2 separate regions of the Homo sapiens genome follow, and region 1 is linked to region 2. The links are chromatin contacts, found by Hi-C in ENCODE. All regions are on one chromosome and are shown on one strand. Each heading gives the region's core, a stretch centred on a gene start or an enhancer-like site at or near the end of the contact. The rest is flanking DNA. Distances are from core to core; before and after follow the strand shown. Region 1 holds the start of ARSK (arylsulfatase family member K). Region 2 holds the start of FAM174A (family with sequence similarity 174 member A).

The links. A loop is a pair of places that touch in the nucleus more often than their neighbours do. Pooled maps may share reads with other maps.
Region 1: a map of B cell shows a loop between it and region 2 (10-fold over the local background). The contact joins the promoter of ARSK here to the promoter of FAM174A in region 2. A Hi-C loop is called at or near these places in 4 of 168 maps with a recorded cell type or tissue (B cell, CD4-positive, alpha-beta T cell, CD4-positive, alpha-beta memory T cell and 1 more) and 5 of 50 pooled maps.

Annotation. Positions count from the first base shown.
Region 1 is chr5:95,553,532-95,556,429 of GRCh38, reverse strand. ARSK (arylsulfatase family member K) reads right to left here and starts at 1,329. Exons shown (of 8, transcript NM_198150.3): 1 at 1,026-1,329. The coding sequence starts at 1,151. It overlaps SKIC3 (SKI3 subunit of superkiller complex), which reads left to right and starts at 1,453. Exons shown (of 43, transcript NM_014639.4): 1 at 1,453-1,494.
Region 2 is chr5:100,533,425-100,536,625 of GRCh38, reverse strand. FAM174A (family with sequence similarity 174 member A) reads right to left here and starts at 1,252. Exons shown (of 3, transcript NM_198507.3): 1 at 662-1,252. The coding sequence starts at 1,095. It overlaps FAM174A-DT (FAM174A divergent transcript), which reads left to right and starts at 1,383. Exons shown (of 5, transcript NR_172939.1): 1 at 1,383-1,465; 2 at 2,474-2,546. RefSeq lists an enhancer at 994-1,293.

The DNA of each region.
Region 1 (2,898 bases), core at 80-2,579, 5.0 Mb after region 2:
AACTGTCATTCATAAGATGGCAACAAAATTCAGCTTCTCCTCTGCACAATCCTGCTTCCTTCATTTGCCTTTGATTACAAGAGCACTCTGTAATAAAATGCCATCTAGTCAATTTCCAGTACTGCCCATTCTCTAAGTTTAAATCACAAAGATAACTTTAAGTAATATTTTCAAAAAATCCCATGGGCACATCCAGACTATGTAATTTTAATCATCAGGAATCTACGAGAAAGGAAATACAACATATGATTACAAACACTCTTTAGTGCCAGATATGCTTAACACCAACATCTGTGTGACCACAGTAACACCGAGTGATAATAAACTAATATTACAATTAATAACCAAACAATTGTCTAAGCAGCACTTTTTAAAACATGGATCATCCTAAAAGCATCGCGTAAGGTTGACAGTAGCACCTTTGGCTTGGGAAAGTTTCAAAAACTGTTTAAGTTTGGGATTCAGCCACATTACCAACACACACACATACACACAATTTCTCTGGAATACGGGGGAGTGAATCAAGTTATACCAACGATTCCATTTGAATCAGCACTAACAGGATTATCACAGACCTGGGTAATAAAAATAAACTTTCTTCACTTCTCACCCAAACATGAATTCCTGCAAACTTGAGGTGAACTGGAAAATGACTTTTGGAAAGCTAACACGCTTTTATGGAGATGCAGAATGTTATTTTACCACACAATTAAACCAAACGGGGGTATGGACTGAAAGTTCATTAGTCGTGGTAAAATAATTTAGCGAATCGAGGTCAGTATTAAAAAAAAAAGATCTGCAAAGATGTTTTCAGTGTTTCACTATTGTTTTACATGTTTGCATAGGTATGTGGTGTACGTGTGAGTACACGGGGCCTCACATAAAATGTATTTCTTTCTTTGCATCGGGGTAAAAGGTGTTTGAAAATGTCTCAGGTTCTGCTCCCCAAAGCCTGCAGCACAGGCGGCGGCGGTGAGGTCGCCGATCCCCAGCGGGGCGCCCCTCCCCTGCCTCGCGGTACTTACGAAGGAGTCGCTCACGACCAGCACCACATTGGGCGCTTTGGCTGCTCTCCGCCTCTGCTCCCCTGCTCCGGGGGCCAGTACCGCCAGCGCCAAGGCTGCGACCACCGACACCCACAGCAGTAGCATCGCCGGTAGCGGTTCTGAGAGCCTGCCGCCGGGCCAGCCGCCTCCCTCTGGCGTTCTCTCCCTAGCAGAGCAGGGCAGGGACAGCGAACAACTCCCAAAGCTTGCAGTTTGGTTGCTTGATAGTAACGCCGAGCTTCACCCGCAGAACTACAACTCCTATCAGGCGGAGAGCGCGCACATGCGCAACAGAGAAATTCCCGCTTTTACCCACGTTAAGACCTTTTAATCAAATACCGAGCAAATCAGAACCCAGCCACTTCCAGTCACGTGAATGAGTCCTGGGAAAGGCGCATGCGCTCTCATTGCAGCCTCGGCGTTTGTAGAAGAGGAGCATCTGCTCCAGGTGGGTTTGGATTTCTGTCGGTTTTGCACAAGGGATCCTAAAGGCGATTGAAATGGTACTTAGAGAAAGAAAGGATCGGGGCCGGGGCTGTTCATTTTGGGCCGCGCAAGCGTGGCTGAGTGTTCGGCGAGAGCGTGAACTGGGCGGCGATGAGGTGGCGGCGCGGCTGTCACTTAAGTTGAATAGGGCGGTGCCTTGTGGGGCCTCTGGGTGGACCGCCTCAGGTGCGCCGTGAATGCCTTAGACCCCCCCGAATACCTTCCCAGGGAAATCTCTAGCCTGTCTCATCTTATTGCTTCTCTTACCCCGTGCAGTCAGGATTTACTGTGCTCCCATGGGGCGAGGAGCGGGGCCTAGTAAGAAGTTTCAGGCTGTAGGCAGGGGAAAGCATAGCTGTTCCTTGCCTTCAGAGAGCAAAGGAGATAAGCGAAACTGGAGGGGGAAATGGGCTGTGTGACATGTTCAGTTAGTTGACGTAGGTTCAGAATATCATTGTTTTGCTGCAGAATAAAAACCGGTCTCTTTTGACTGTTGAATTCCTTTGGAGAGTTCTGGAAGAAGCAGATTTCTGTCCCAAAGCCAAATTCCAATTTCTGTATCTAGTTTCGGGTATATAATTTGCACATCACACTAGTAGTTTTAATATTCTGACAGTTAAAAGAGGAGTTATACTACTTACTTAAGTCAACTGAATACTAATATCTGGCAGGTTTTTTTTTGCCTAAGATAATTGTAGTAAGGAACAGATTTGTTTATTTAATACTCACATGGCACTTAGGTGCTGAGCGTTATACTAAGCATTTACTGAGCATCTGCTGCGTGCCACGTACTTTTATATGGAATATTTTCTATAATCCTCACTTTCACCATATTGCAGATAGGAAAACAGGCTTAGAGAGGTTAAATGACTGGCCTGAGTTTACACAGGGAGCCAGTCAGAGCACGACTGAAAATTGAAGAGTCTGTGCCGTAACTCACTAAATGCTCTGTCTGCAGTTAGTTTATCTGTTAGTGTAGCAGAATTGTTACTCAAGCAGCATGATAAAGATCTGCGGGAGCATGCAAAAACGTAAACAGTGTTGGGCGCGGTGGCTCACGCCTGTAATCCCAGCACTTTGGGAAGCCGAGACGGGCGGATCACCGAAGGTTAGGGGTTCGAGACCAGCCTGGCCAGCATGGTGAAACCCCGTCTCTACGAAAAATACGCAAAATACTGGGCGTGGTGGCGGGCGCCTGTAATCCCAGCTACTAGGGAGGCTGAGGCAGGAGAATCACTTGAACCCAGGAGGTGGAGGTTGCAGTGAGCTGAGATCGCACCTTTGCACTCCGCCTGGGCAACAAGAGCAAAACTCCATCTCAAAAAAAAAACAAAAACAAAAAAACCCCTAAACAATAGTCTCAGTT
Region 2 (3,201 bases), core at 3-2,502:
GTGAGGTCTTGGCTCTGTATGTCAACTCTTCAGGAAGGTGATTCTCTGCCACTTAGGTGGCAGATTAAAGGGCAATACTAGGAAACACTGATAGTAAGGAAGAACTTTTCTTCTCCTGAATTTTATAAAAATAAAATATCCATAAGGCACCTCTATATTACTATTAATCCACTCAAATATATATTGATTTCCTATTAAGTGGCAGCATTGTACAAATAATTTGTAAGACTCACAAACCTACTAAATAGATATCCTGTCTTTAAAGAGTTTGCATTCTGATTGGCAAAATTTTGACCAGTTAGGTATACAAAAATTTAGACTAGAAAGGTAGAAGTATTACAAGACAGAGTAGTCAAAATTCTAGGGAATAAAGATTATCCTCACTTCAGAGAAAGGGTGCCCTTTGAGGCTGACGTGGGTTGTAGGTCAGATGAAGAGATTTGGAGGTAGGGCACTCATTTATAAACAAAAGGCAGCAATTAGTTATAGGTTTAAATTGCTCCAAAGGTAACAGGCCTTTAAGAAAGTCAATATCATATTCTTAAGCAGGAGTCCCTGATGCTGGGGAAGGGGGAAAGGGTCACAGAAGTCAGCCTTGCTGGAGATCACCGGCCTGCGTATCTCAGGCCCACGGGGGTGCCCCACCGAGGCTTTGCCTCACCTGACCGTCCTGACCACGAAGTACACCAGCACCGCGCCGCTCACCACCATCAACACGGTCAGGGCCCGCTGGGTCATGGGCTTGTCGCCAGGGTTGGGGCTCACAGCAAGGCCGCCACCCACCGAGCCTTCCCCGGCCTTCCCTCCGTGATCGTCCGTCTCAAGCCCGGCCACAGGGTTGCTGCCATTGCCTCCCTCGGAGCCCCGCGGCCCCGCAGCTTCAGCCAGACCACGGCCCGGCTGCTGGGCAGGGGTAGGGCCCGGTGGCAGCGGCGGTAATGTCCGTGGTCTAGGGTCAGGAGGCCCAAGACCTGGCGCGGCCTCGGCTGCCTGCAGCAGGACTGCCAGGGGCCCGCTTAGTTCAGGCAGCAACAGCAGGAGGAGGACGGAAGCCAAGAGGTGGCTGAGACAGCAGCAGCACTGCGAGGCCTTCATCGTTCCCGGACCGCTCTCTCACCACCCGGGAGCCGCCAGGCCCGCCACGCTGGCTCCAAGAGGGACCATAGGCGCGGTGGAGAATGAAGCAGAGGTGACCAAACGCCAGGGAGAGGCCCGGTCGTGGCAGGTGGCAGAAGCTACAGCAGTGGCAGCTGCCCGGAGAACCGGAAGTTCGTACATCTCAGCGGCCACTGCTGCTAAGGACGCCTTCGGTTGCTAACTTGTAGGGGCGGATGCACTTGGTGACGTCAGAGGCCTAGCGCCCAGTGCGCACGCGCACTTGTGTAAAAAGCGAGGACGTGACCGTTTTGGAAGCATTGTTCTTTTCACTGTTAGTGAGGAGCGGTCAAGGATGCGTATTAAGAAAGTAAGTAGACAAAAAGAGATTGTGTAAAATGTACAGCAACTCTCTCATGCAGGAACCCTGAGAGATTGGAAACTCATAATCTGAATTCATTGGTGTCAAACTGCAATAACACATTTAATCTGTAAGCCAGAAGGGCTTAGTTTTCCTTAGCTTCATTACAAGCTTTAAGCAGGCTTTTTTTCCTGCCTATGGGTCCCTGACCTCCCTTTCTAAAGAGCATTTGCTTGTAATGAGTTCATGTCCTTTGTAGGCACATGGATGAAGCTGGAAACCATCATTCTGAGCAAACTATTAGAAGGACAGAAAACCAAACACTGCATGTTCTCACTCATAGGTGGGAATTGAACAATGAGAACACTTGGACACGGGATGGGGAACATCACACACCGGGGCCTGTCGTGGGGTAGGGGGGAGGGATAGCATTAGGGGATATACCTAATGTAAATGACGAGTTAATGGGTGCAGCACAGCAACATGGCACATGTATACATATGTAACAAACCTGCACGTTGTGCACATATACCCTAGAACTTAAAGTATATTAAAAAAAATTACTTTAGAAAACTTTACCATTGTAAGTTATTTCTCTTCCCTTTTCAGATGTAAATATTTTTTAAAGCTTCTGGCCAGTTATATAATTGAAAACTATCTCAAGGGTATGGAAAGCCATCATGCCTTTGAAATATAATCAGCAAGGAAGGTAGTGGGCCATCTCTTATTTTGTGTGAGAGGAAAGGAACCTAACTGTTGTAGGCTTCTCGCTTCAAGTTGTAAAACCACCTCCTGTCATGGAGGAGAAAATTTACTTTTCCTTTGGGTAAAGTCAATCAGCAAACTCAGGTGGCCGGTGATCTTCCCAAAATAGCTCTTAATAACTCTCCACTCCTTTTTTTCTTTTAGAGGAGTTGAGATTAGAAGAGTTTTATCCCCTTTCCCAACAGCAGTAGTCTTCAATAATGTCTTCCTTGCCTGTTTGACTTCAGTAATATGGAACTTCAATTTGTGCAGATAACTAGAAGTGGCCGCATGATGTACCTCTCACCAATGAGATGCCTGTCAAGGGTATACGTGGGTCTTTTGAGTAAGTTATTGTTTTCATTGCTAAAAGAGAGACAGATACAGGTAGATATATACAGAGAGAGAGCCAGAAACACACACACATGCATACACACACCTACCTCTCTCATTATTCCTTTCCCCCTTTCACTTGCCTGCCCTCTCTGCACAGAAAGTTCTGGCCCTAACCTTGAAAAGAATATGACCCAGCTAGTCCTCTGATCCTAGTAGACTGTGGGATATCTGGCGTAAACTATGACTAAACCTATAGCCTGGCACCAAATGCAGCCAAGGTTAGCTTAAGTTAGTCAACCCCAGCTTGACCAAAGAAGTGAAAAATAAATGCTTATTTGCTGTATGCCACTGATATTTCTATGGTTATTGATTATGCCACATTATTCTAGCAATAGTTGATTAAGAAGCTAGAATCAAATCATGGTATTAATTAGGAGAATATAATAATGTGGCAGTAACCTGATACAAATTTCTCATTCTGAGATTTTTTCCCCTTATTTATGTATTTTTTTTTTATATCCTGTGCTTGGTACAACTTGTTTGCAAGCCAATTGATAACAAGTAAATGAACAAGTATATTAAAATTAAGAGAAAAATTCATAAACAACTAATTTTACTTAGTTTGAAAGATTGTATTTCACATAGATATTTGTGCTCAAAATTGT